Regions from separate parts of the Homo sapiens genome. Here regions 2 and 3 are each linked to region 1. The links are chromatin contacts, found by Hi-C or POLR2A ChIA-PET in ENCODE. All regions are on one chromosome and are shown on one strand. Each heading gives the region's core, a stretch centred on a gene start or an enhancer-like site at or near the end of the contact. The rest is flanking DNA. Distances are from core to core; before and after follow the strand shown.

The links. Hi-C counts contacts between places; a loop is a spot of excess contacts on that map. ChIA-PET counts read pairs that join two places held with the same protein, here RNA polymerase II (POLR2A). Pooled maps may share reads with other maps.
Region 2: a loop to region 1 is called in a pooled map, with 6 times the contacts of the local background. The contact joins the promoter of BCDIN3D here to the promoter of TUBA1A in region 1. A Hi-C loop is called at or near these places in 6 of 50 pooled maps. POLR2A ChIA-PET finds 5 or more read pairs at or near these places in 2 of 52 experiments (A673 and naive thymus-derived CD4-positive, alpha-beta T cell).
Region 3: a map of naive thymus-derived CD4-positive, alpha-beta T cell shows a loop between it and region 1 (23-fold over the local background). The contact joins the promoter of FMNL3 here to the promoter of TUBA1A in region 1. A Hi-C loop is called at or near these places in 1 of 168 maps with a recorded cell type or tissue (naive thymus-derived CD4-positive, alpha-beta T cell) and 6 of 50 pooled maps.

The regions. Positions count from the first base shown.
Region 1 is chr12:49,187,250-49,191,324 of GRCh38, forward strand. TUBA1A (tubulin alpha 1a) reads right to left here and starts at 1,831. Exons shown (of 4, transcript NM_006009.4): 1 at 1,728-1,831. The coding sequence starts at 1,730. RefSeq lists enhancers at 1,510-2,101, 1,600-1,719.
Region 2 is chr12:49,840,971-49,845,045 of GRCh38, forward strand. BCDIN3D (BCDIN3 domain containing RNA methyltransferase) reads right to left here and starts at 2,136. Exons shown (of 2, transcript NM_181708.3): 1 at 1,884-2,136. The coding sequence starts at 2,117. BCDIN3D-AS1 (BCDIN3D antisense RNA 1) reads left to right here. Exons shown (of 3, transcript NR_027501.1): 3 at 1-184. RefSeq lists enhancers at 1,479-1,848, 2,419-2,478.
Region 3 is chr12:49,705,720-49,709,794 of GRCh38, forward strand. FMNL3 (formin like 3) reads right to left here and starts at 1,686. Exons shown (of 26, transcript NM_175736.5): 1 at 1,336-1,686. The coding sequence starts at 1,461. LOC124902929 (a long non-coding RNA gene) reads left to right here and starts at 2,007. Exons shown (of 3, transcript XR_007063299.1): 1 at 2,007-2,120. It also overlaps the pseudogene COX5BP5. RefSeq lists a silencer at 1,330-2,099 and an enhancer at 2,120-2,269.

The DNA.
Region 1 (4,075 bases), core at 581-3,080:
CCGGACATCTGTACTGCAGCTGAGGCAAGAAGCCACACCCTTCTGCAGTCTGTCTGCAGAATCCATCAATACTAGGAGTTTAGACAAGGTCTGCCTTCTGCATTGCTGCATTGCTGTATTTGCTGTGCCTGGTGCTAGCCTGTACTGTCTGCTACATTATTTAACAGAGCAAGCTCTATTTCCAGCAGCTGCCTACATGATCTCATTGTGCTGTTTTGCCAGTTTTCCTCCTCTGACCCCGCCCGGGACCATGTGCCTGAATTGAAATGAATTAATTAAGATGCACTGGAACAAAAGACAACGGGATGCGGAGTATAATTCTTCTTTGTCTGTAGCAATTTCATTACTTTTTTTTTTAAAAAAAAAGGTTTTTCCAGATCTTCTCCACTGTAAAAGCTGAAAAATTATCCGTATCTTAACACACACACACACAAAAGTTCCTAAGTTAGAAACAAGCATCACATGAAAAGGTACCAAAGAATAAAAGCCCAGTGGAAGGATAATGAAATATTTATTTAAAACAACAAAATAGTATTTTCATCCTGAGATTCTCTACCCATCACATAATATTCATATTCTTTGCATCCAATAGAGGTTTTCTTCTCTGTGGTCTTTAGGGCTACCACTTTCATTGTCTATTCGCTGATGTGGTGGGGGCGGGGCGGGGGGGCGGCGGGGAAGGGCGTTTCCCTGGGTCCTGACCATCAGGGTACCCTGGGGCTCACAAAGTGGGCTTTCTCCCTCGCTGAACGTGCAGTCCAGACAGACAGACAGACACACACACACACACACACACACTTCAGTCGGTCAGGGCAGGGCGTCCCACAGACACACACACACACACACACACACACACACACACACTTCAGTCGGTCAGGGCAGGGCGTCCCCAGACCAGACATTAAAGAGCTTGTGAAGTGAATTATGATTTTGCTCAAGAAAAAAAAAAGTCATCTAACTTATAATAGTGAAGAAAACCCTTTTGGAGCCTACAGTTCCGCAATGATGAAAGGTTTTTTTGTTTTTTTTTCAGTCAGCTCCTGACAGAAGAGGTTCAGTGAGGGCGAACCCCGCCCAGTGGCTCCAACGCCATAGAAGCCAGAAACAAACAACCCCGCCCCTGCGCCGCCCTGACACCCGCTGCCGGGGGCTCCGGCAGAAACTCACCATGTTTTCCCGGGAATGTGTGGGTATCTTTCCAAAACGCCAAAGACCGCGGAGGGTCTTCCCACGCTAACCCTAGGCTGCGCTTTGTTCCCGTTCCCCCTCCCACGTCCCCCAGCTCGCCCAACGCCCCCGCTCTTTTTGGGTGCCTCCTCCTCTCCCGGTCCCCAGAGAACAACGCGAGACAGAAAGTGGCCCCTCAGCATCAGCGAAACCGTGCGCACAGACACGGGGCCCAGCCGGGACGCCCCAGACCCCTCGGTCGCGGCAGACGGGCTGCCCGCGGCCCCCGAAAGTCTCTCGGATAACACAGGCGCCTAGGCGCCGCCTTTGTTCCTCCCCAGCGCTCTGCTGCGCCCTGGGCGCAGTACTGGCCCGGTTCCTGCACCCGCACTGCGGCGGCGGCGGGGCTTGAGGATTTGGGGCTAAGCTAAACCTCACAAAACATACCACCACCCTCGCCCAGAGAGCTTACGAAAGAAAAGAGCTTAAAGGTTTTCCAAGTAGAGCCTGGGGGCGCTGACTCCACCCAACGGCCACAAAGAGCCGAAGCCGATTCTCACCATGGTTGCTGCTTCGCGACTGCCGAGCTGATGGCGGAGACGAAGAGGAGAGGTTGTTGCTTCTTACAGCGCGACTCTTAGGCGGTCGATGTAAGAGAACCTGCGGCACATAGGCGGATGCGGCTCCCTATATACAACTCGGTCACCATGGGGATGGGCCGGGGCCTTTTCCTGTTGGTCCAGACCCCCAATCTGCCCAGAGAAGCCATGACAGGAGACTGGTGATTGGTGCAAGCGACGTGGGATGAGGTAATCTCTCCCCCACCCCTTTTTCTCTAGCATCCGTAGACTGTTTGCATCCTTTAGACAAAGAGACCGTGCAGAAGCAGTCGGCCGAGCATCCATTATGGGGCGGGGTTGGGGAGGGGCGGAAGGAGAAGAAAGGGGACTGGGGTTAGAAGACTTTCTGTTGCTTAAACCTCAAACTGCAGTTAAAATTATCTATGTGAGGTTTTTTCCCCCTACCCTTAATAACAATTTATGTTTAGATTAAATATTTAAAGGAAAATGACTGCCAGCCCCTCCCTCGTAGTATATTAAACTCGACTACATTTTGTTAGGGTTCAACATCTCTAATTGCTTTAAACGTAAAGTGGGAGGGAAAATCGGCATGATGCTCGAAATGGCCTGGGTATATGTGATTTTTTTAATTTAAAAAAAGATTTAGCCATACGGTCATTCCAAATGGTTTCTCAGGTTCAACTAACTTATTTTCAGAGCTTCTTCTGCAGGCACACGCACACCCGAATAGCTAAACAAAACTGGAAGATGGAAAGAATAACCATATTAAATAAAGAAGCGAACAAATAGTTCTAACATGGCAATAATCAAGAGCAAGTGAACGTAGAGTAGTTATAATGGTTTACTAGAGGTATTCTTTTATGAGAAGTCTATGTAACACATTTTGTATGGTACATTGTCCTTTGGAATGAATCATCTTTCCTGATAGAAAATTGGGAAAATACAAGGAGAAATAATTGAGCTCAGAAGTTAGTACTACATGTGTGCAGTTACATATCTGAATTGGACTTTTGTCTGGAAAGTAACAAGCAAAATAATAGTAATAACCAATACACCAAATTAAAAAGAAGAAGAGAATAATATAATGTAAAAAGAATTTTGCAATGTCGCCTCCATCCACAGACAACTGTGAAACATCAGCTCAATAAACGCATTTCCTTTTTATGTAGTTCTTATGTCAATTTGGTAAATATCCTCCTGCGAGTGGGCTTCTAACTGTGGGAATTTTAGCCGGCCTCACACCCTTGCTGTTCAGCTAGAGACTCTGGTGGTTGCTCAGTTGTCCCTTGGGACAAAAAGGCTTTGCTTTCACCCCTAGGAAATAAATTGGAGTAAAATTATCTTGATATTTAGGAAGCCTCCATTCTCAGCAACGATCCGGAGTAAGTCACTGGACTTCGTACCACTGGATGTTGGTGATGAAATTTCAGAGGTAAATAAGTTTGGCCACTAAAGTTGAAAATTTATTTTTTACAAATAATTTTTCCTTTTGGTTTTCAGAGACAAATTTTCAGGGTCTGCAGCACTACTCACACAGTGCTCTGCGGAACCCATTCATTCCTGCTAGGCTGGCAGGCTAAGAAGGGCGTGGGAGGGAGGGACTTGAGAATACAGCTGCTGCAGGTTGTGGTGTGACAATGGCGACCACAGATTTTTCTAGCCTGCCATCCACAGTTCTGCTTTACTTGATCAATTTTGCTTCAGTAATATTCTCTGGAAAAAAAATAATATCCAAAATGCAAAAATCATTTTATCTACTTATTGTATATTTCCTAGGAAAAAATAATCCTCAACATCATCTTATCTCCACTTCTTTAGCAAAAAAAAAAAAAAAGTATATTTCAGAAGAGACAGGAGGATTAGGTATTTGAATGCTTCTTTCAGAACCCAGAAATATATTTAACAAAAATAAGAATTAAATGGCATAAGGAAGCATAAGGATTAATAAGTAGCTCATTCAAAATACTTTCACAATTTTAATAATAAAATATATCAGACACTATTGGACTATAGTAACATGTACAAGTCTTTTTGGAATGAGAAGCAGAGTTTGAACATTATTTTCTTTACAATATAAAAAGATTAATTAAGAAATATGTCACTTATCCAATAGTCTCAGTTCTTTATGCAATTTCCAAAGGATTAAATAAAAGAGAGGAGGGTTCACGTGGTTGATTCTTTGAAATTCTATCTCAGAGCCATTCTGTTCCTTATGTAAATGAGGGTTATTCCCTCCGCTTGGGCATATGTAACAAGATCTAGGTCAGAAATAGACTATTTAGGCACTGATAATCTCAAATATATAAACAAGAGATCGGGGAAATAAC
Region 2 (4,075 bases), core at 886-3,385, 650 kb after region 1:
ACCACCACACCTGGCTAATTTTTTTTAGAGATGGGGTTTTGCCATGTTGCCCAGGCTGGGAAAGGAGTTTTTAAAATTGAAAAAAAAAAGCACCCATAAATTATGGTACATCTATCCAATGAAACATTAGGAAGCTGCTAAAAAAAGAATGTGGTGATATAAATAATCTCAGAATTAAAAGCTACTAATAGTGTGTTACCATTTGTAAAACTAAAAGGGGGGTACTTATATGTACGTAAATGCTGGTATACACACAAGACTGATACCTAAGAAATTATAAACAGTAGTGCCACTGTGTGGGGGAAAAGGAGGATTTAGGGTTGGGAGTAGAGACTTACTTTTTAGTATATACCCCTTTGTAGTTTGAATTTTTTTGTTTTATCAAGCGCAAGCATTTTTTTTCCCTTTCCTGACTACAAAGATCCACAAGAAAAAGCATTTTTTAAAAACTGCAAAACAGAAAGCTCCATAAACGTACAGCCAGGTTTGGGAACCACTACCCTAGTTAGCTGCCAACTATGTCTTTACCTCTCATGTGTATACTACTCTCAACTTTAAAATCTCTGGTGGTTTCCTAATGCCTTTCGTGAAATCCCAAGCCTTAACCTCAGTCTCTCTTTTCCATTGTTTTTACCCTCTGACTTCCCGTATCATCACAGCGGAGAAATTTTGCAGGGGACACAGGACATCAACCCATCTCCTCATTCCAGTCTTTGAGACTGTATCCAAATGTCCCCTTCCTACTATCATCTGAGTCCCACAAGGTCTGAAGTCGTCCCCCAAAGTCTCTTCTGTAAAAGGACAGCAACGTAACAGAATTGTCCCCCGCCCTCCAGATGCTGGACTGGAGTGATGGAGGGAGCGCAGAGAGGGTACTAACTTTTGAAGCATTTGCCGTGGTAAGTTCAGACTGCCTGCTAGTGTAGAATATCCCAGTGGCTACAAATAGGTGTGGGAGAGACATTTCCTTATTTTGCATGTGGTTTGATTATAATCATATGCCTAAGAATAGTTTGCAGCAAGAAGAGTGGCAGTGCCGCCCTTCTCCATTCCCTTGGGCAAAATGCTTTATTTGCTTCTCGATCCTCTCCACTGTACTCTGTCAACTCACTGTTTTGTTTTGTTTTTGAGACGGAGTCTCGCTCTGTCGCCCAGGCTGGAGTGCAGTGGCACTAGCTCGGCTCACTGCAAGCTCCGCCTCCCGGGTTCACGCCATTCTCCTGCCTCAGCCTCCGGAGTAGCTGGACTACAGGCGCCCGCCACCACGACCGGCTAATTTTTTGTATTTTTAGTAGAGACGGGGTTTCACCGTGTTAGCCAGGATGGTCTCGATCTCGTGACCTTGTGATCCACCCGCCTCGGCCTCCGAAAGTGCTGGGATTACAGGCGTGAGCCAGCGCGCCCGGCCTACTCACTTTTTTTGAAATAAACATGCAGGTCCCAGGGTCTGTCCTGCACTGTATAGCACACATGAGTCTCAATATCAGGCATGATTCTGTCACCCTTGGCTCTTCTCTCCCAGTAAACCAAACCTAACCCCATGTTCCCAAACGTGTGTCTCTGGAAGCCCCCTCTCCCCAGCCAAAGCGCCAGGCACGCTGGACAGAGGCCACCCTAGATACAAGGACCGTTCCCACCTGGGGTCTGGCCCTGAAAGAAAAGTGGGAACGTAGTCGACAAGGACTCCTCTCCAAGAGAGATTCCTAAGACAGATGGTGGAACCCTGGCGGGCAGGCAGCAGCGGCACTGGCTCAGTCAAAGCCACGCTTTATACTCGTTTTGGGAAAGTTTCGATGGGTGTTAGCCCAGGCCAGAACCACAGTGGATGTGTAGGCAGCCAACCACTTGGCTCCGGATGCTCCAATCCCTCCCCTGTCACTCACCCCGGAGTTACACCCCACGTCGAGCCCCAGAATCGGCCCGTTCTCGGGACTCTCAGGAAAGAGCTGTCGAAGCAGCTCCGGGGGCAGGAGGCGGAGCCGTTGCTCCGGAGGGTGGAAGCGAGAATAATGAGGAAAATTTCCGAACGGGGCGGCGCCAGGTGCCAGAACTCGCGATTCCTCTTCCGCTGCGGTCTCCTTAACACTCCCTCCATCCAGTTCCGTGGGCACCGCCATTAGCCTCAACACAGCCTCTGGGCCGTGGCGGAACCGGAAGCCGGGAACCTGCTGTCGGCGTGGGCGGTGGCGGTGCCAGCGCGCGTGCGTCGAACGGCTAGGGCGGGTGGCTAGAATTCTGCGGTGAATCAGAAAAGCTGTCCTGATTTCCTCTCGCTGTATACCTGGAGCCGGCGAGCGCCTGGGGCTTGCCTTGTATTATTGAACCCTCATCACAACACTGGGAGGGGATTAGCAATATCATCCACGTTTTACAGGGATGAAACAAACTCTGAGGGCTAAGTGTCTTGGCCAAGCTGACATAGTTTGAAACTTGGGCTACTTGACCCAGAACAAGTATACTAGTTTGTTGGGATCTTGGAAATCAATTTTAGTCCAATTTCCTTTCTTTATAAATGCAAAAAGTGAGACCGAGAGAACTTACTTGTCTGGGGTCATACATTGAATCTGTGACTCAAAAACTTCCACCCGGTTCAGGAAAGGGTAGCCAGGAGGTGCAGGTCACTTGCGAAGCCAGCCGACTCAGCCCTGTCCCCCAGGGGCAACTGTAGACCATGAGCTCCTTGAGAGGCAAGGACCGTGCCTTAAGAGCCAGCACTTAAAGAGTGCTTACCAGGCACCAGACACCCTTGTAAGCTCCTTAGTCAATCCTCTCACCCCGTGAGAAAATGACCGTATTATTATTCTTTTTATATAGATGAGGACACTGGAGTAAAACAAAGTAACTTGTCCAAGATCCCACAGTTAGAAATGATGGTACTAGGATTCGAACCCAGGGAGTTTGGATCCAGAGGATGTGCTTGCAACGGTGTGTTATTCTCAGCCTTGAGTCTCCTATACTTAACATGGGCCTGGCACAAAGATGCTCAACAAATGTTGTTGAATGAAAACTCAATAGAGAATACAATAAGGCCAGATCTGTTTGGGGAAACTTTAAATGGAAGGGAGAAAGGATGCCAACTGAAGCAGACATAGTGGAATGGAGTTGGGCAAGATGTGACTCAGAGATTGGAAATAACAGAGCTGATAAGGAGAGGAACTGAAGGGTCAACCTAGGTAGCAGGTTCCAGTCAAAAGCCAGGATGGCCCAGAATATCCGTCAGGGTCAACCAAGCATCAGCAGAGTTGTGCAGGACCCCCAACCCCACCCCTGCACCTGGCCCACCCATCTTAAAGGGGTATCCTGCTCCATGAGGCTGGCAGTTCGGTAAACTTCTTATAAGGCACTGGAGCATGACTCCTGCAAACAGTACCATCAGGAGTTAAAATAAGCGCTGTTTTCCTCTCAGTTTTTACTTTATATTTTCTTTTTCTTTTCTCCTTTTTTTGAGATAGAGTCTCACACTATTGCCTGGGCTGGAGTGCAATGACATGATCTCGGCTCACTGCAACCTTTGCCTCCCAGGTTCAAGTGATTCTCCTGCCTCAGCCTCCCAAGTAGCTGGAATTACAGGCACCCGCCACCATTCCTGGCTAAGTTTTTGTATTTTTTAGTAGAGACGGGGTTTCACTATGTTGGCCAGGCTGGTCTCGAACTCCTGACCTCGTGATCTGCCCACCTCGGCCTCCCAAAGTGTTGGGATTACAGGCGAGAGCCACCACGCCCAGCCTTTATATTTTCATCTCTATCTGGCCTGCTGTTTCTCTAGTTTCACTTATTTGAGGACACAAGTTAATAAAAGTCACTCTGGAATTTAGTAAACCACAGTATTCTGCACAATTACAGAAAAGGAGAAAAAGCTGCACCGTTTTGACAAATTTTGGTGAGCTGAGCTGAACTTACCTCTTTTTGTCACTAGATGAAGCTAGCACAAATAATTAACAATTTTCAAGGAGCTGGAATCACCTTGCTTCCAGGACAGTGAATGGCAAGAACTCCTGACCCTGGGGTTCCTCCAGAAGCAAAGATAGGCCCTCGTAACATTACTGGTAATCTAAAATGCCTGACAGGTGACCTC
Region 3 (4,075 bases), core at 436-2,935, 520 kb after region 1:
GCCACAGGATGTATGGCCCACATCCCTTTGGCCCTTCGCAGAGCTGGCGGGCAGAGAGGTGCCAGCGACACCACTTCCCCTTGGAACACTGTGGACCCTCTTTGAGCCAGCTCTGGTGCCAGTGGGCTGATGTCAGATTCTCTACCATCGGAGAGGCCAAGATCTCTAGACAGCTCCACTGTTGCCAACAGATCTAATCTCCTTATTCCAAGGCAGATGAAATCCAATAAGGCTGCTAAGTCCACAACTTATCCCTCCTGATGGGCAGAGGCAAAGGCAGAGTCGGCCATACCAACAATAACGCCAGAATTATTACTGCTTCTTAGAAAACTCTTTGGGGAAGTGAGAACTATTTCCCCAAATTTCTCAAAGATTAACCCCGGTTTACCAATGTTTTCGCTCTGCAAAACTTCATTTTCAGCGCAAACATATTTTCTGGCTCCTTCCCGGTGATACCAGCTCAGAACCTCTCGCTTCATAGAGCCACTGACATCAATGTCCAATTCCCACACCAAAGAAGAATCCCAAAGTCAGCTCTAAAAACCCATTTATACAGACCGTTTGAAACCCACAGAAAGACTAAAAAGCACAGGCTAAACAACACAAACCAGTCACTATGGCTTAACGTGAAAAGGGGGGGAGGAGGCGGGATGGTTTGTGTATTGTTTCACTTGGAGAAATACCCCAGTGAAATGGTTTATCCACATGTTCAGCCTTTCAGGCAAATCCACTCTAACTTAGCAGGATGCCTGCAGGCCGTTCTGAAAATAAGCAGAATGGCATACTCTTTATTCCACCCCCTTCAGGAGCTGCCAGCCGCCTCCCCATCCCCCTCTCCCCCCAAACATCTGGTCTGGGCTGGGAGTGGGACCCACTCCCTGGGAAGCCTCCATGTTCGCAGGAGAGGCGGTGTCCCCACTCAGGGAAGCCTGCTGAGGAGCGAGCCGGCCGCGCTTCTGAATTCCCCCCACCCGCGAGAGGCTCCGGGCTGAGAATGCTAGGGACGGGGAGCCTGGCGAAGAAGCGGGGAAACGGGAAAAGGGCAGCAGAAGGGGGAGGAAGAAGGAGGGAGAAGCCTGGTTCCTAGGACGGTCCCGAACTGGGGACTTCTCCTAAGGGTCCAGCGGTGGAGGCGTCGGTCCCGAGATCCCCGACGGGGCTGTCCGGGCCGGCCAGCGGCTGCTCAGAGGTTCCTGGGAAGACACTGGAGGCCGGGATCCGTTCGGGACCCCGACTGAAAGGGTGGGCGGGACGGGGGCCCAGCACAAAGTCCCAGCCCGGGCGTCGGGACCTGAGGGGCGGTACGCGGGGGAAGGGGCTGGGCTCAGCTCTCACCAGCACCAGGGCGAACCTTTCCTCCAGCTCACAGGGCTCAGGCATCGGCATCTTGCCGGGCGGCAGCAACAACGGGACAGAGGGGGGCTCTCCCGGGACCCCCTCGGCGCTCTCCAGGTTGCCCATCGCGGCGGGGCCCCCTCAGGGGCCTCGGCCCCCCACCTCCACGCTCCGGAGCTTTCGGCTCCGCGGCTCCGACCAGGCTCCTCCCTCAGCGCCGGCTCCCCGAGTCCCGACTCCTCGGCCCCGTCGAGGGCGCCGGGGGTTCCCTGGAGTCCCGCTGGCGGGGGCGCGCGGCGAGGGCGGAGGCAGCGTAGCGGACAGCCGCACCGAAGCAAGGCGGACGGAGGCGGCCGGCTCTTGCTCACACCCGCCGCCTCGCCGCGCTCGGCGCGCCGCCCGGGCGCTGCCCCTCCCCGCCCCCCGCGCTCTTTCCCTTCCCCCGCCAACCTCGCTTCCTCCCACCCACACCCGGCCGAGACTCGGGCTTCCCCCGCGAGCGCCGACTGCAGCCCGCGCGACGCGCGCCCCATTCATGCAGGCCCCGCCTCCCGCCCAGAGGCCTCACAGGCGGCCCGGCCCGCCCCACCTGCGCCCGATTGACGGCCGCGTCTGCCAATCACAGCGCCTCCCGCCCTTGACGGCCTCGTGCCGGGCGCCGAGCGCTCCCTGGCGGCCTCAGCCGGCATCGAATCACCGCGGTTCCCAGAGGGCGTGAGGGGCTGGCGTGGACACACCGGGAATGGACCGTACCCTTTTTCAAAAGGAACTCATGATGTATACAAGTAAGTAAAATATTATACAAGGCATGGCGTACAAAACTAACTACAAGAGAAGTAGAAACAAGCAGGATACTCAGAAGAGGGAGAGAGATAGTACCTGTTAAGAGTCGGGGTGAGGGAGATCATAGTTGGACCAGGCATTGAGGGATGAGGAAGCCCTTACCCGACAGAGGCAGGGGAAAAAACGTTTGGGAGGAGAGAAGCTTAACCATCTGGCTGCGTGTGAAAATGGAGAGGCGGGAGAAGAACGCTGTTCTGGGCTCAGTCGGCGGCTGGGTCGTTGACATTTGCGGTGGAAATTTGTTGTCTAGCCGCCATCTTCTTCCAGTGAGAGCACCCCCTTTTCTTTTAGGAAACCACCTCTCCCCTCTTCTCAGTCTAAATGGAGCTGAATTTTATCCCCAGTTCCAAAGGACCGCATGACCCAGGCCCAGTCAGTCACAACATTTTCCTCCTCTACCCATGGACACTGTTTTAGGGATTGTCACTTGACCCAAGCCCAGACAATATGATATATCCAAGGCTTTCTCTGAAACAATCAGGAAAGAGGCACTCACTCTCTCTCCATTTAGGCTGCAAAATTATTAGAATGTAAACCTGCAGCCGCTGGTGGCCGTCTTATCATCACCTGTAACACATCAAGCCTGCTTGAGAATGAAGCCAGCGCAGAGGAGAGAAAAGCTATGAGACAGGACAAAATTCTAATGACATGCCAAGAACCTGGATCTAACCATGCCTGAAGTTATCACCTAGATTTTTAATTCATTTATTCAACAAATATTTATTTTAGAAAGTTTATTCTATGCCAGATACTATTCTGGGCATTGAAGGTACATCTGCGAACAAACAGGATATACATTGTGTCCTCTTGGAATTCACAATCTGTGTAGAAGGAAAGGTAGACAATAAACTAGACGAGTAAAATGTATAGATGTTAGTGATCAGTGTTAATAAAAATAAAACTGAAAGGTGATAGAGATGGAAGAGGCATTAAGATTTTAAATAGAGTTGCTTACTTGGGAGGCTGAGGCAGGAGGATCAATTGAAACTAGGAGGTTGAGGCTGTAGTGAGCCATGTTCATGGCACTCCACTCTAGCCTGGGTGACAGGGTGAGGCTCTGTCTCAATAAATAAATAAACACAGCTGTTGCTTGTCACAGGCATGATGGCTTCAAGGTTAATTTTCAGAGCTGGAGCGCTAGCCGCATAGGCCTGAGGGCTTACAGTCCCAATGGGGTGGTTGCAGTGTGCTTCATGGCATCTGGAGGTGGCGTTCCTACTGATGACAAGCAGATGACTGGGCTGGAGAGGGAGTTCATGACAGCCATGTATGAGATTGGACCCATACAATATATTACCCCCAAAGGCAGCTTCAGGCACCAGGGAAGACCCTAACAGCTCCCTCCATCACCAAGATAATAGTGAGCTGCATCGGTGAAGAGGACAACAGTGCTGTCAACTGGTTCTGGCTGCACAAAGGCGAGACCCAGTGATGCTCTAACTATGAACCCATTACAAGCTGATGTCCCACAAGTTGGCCCAGTGAGCCCTGGCACTAATTGCTCAAAATGTGCTGTAAAGTATCTTCTCTCCAATAAAGACTAGTCATTGCATTGGCTCCTTCTTCCCCTCCCTCATAATAAATATTTTAAATAGGATGATCAAGGAAGGACTCACTAATAAGATAGCATTTGGATAAAGATCTGAAGGATGCAAGGAAATAAGCTATGTGGCTATCTAGGGAAGAATTATCCAGACAAAGGGAATGGCAAGTGCATACTATCTCTGATGTATTAGAAGAACAGCAAAGATGCCAGTGTAGCTGGAGTGCAATGAGCAAGGAAAAGGGTAGTGAAAGATGAAGTCAGAAAGGTAACCAGAAGCCATATATTGTGTAGGATATTGTAGGCTATTGTGTGAGGACTTCGGTTTTCTCTAAGTAGGATAGGTAGCCATTG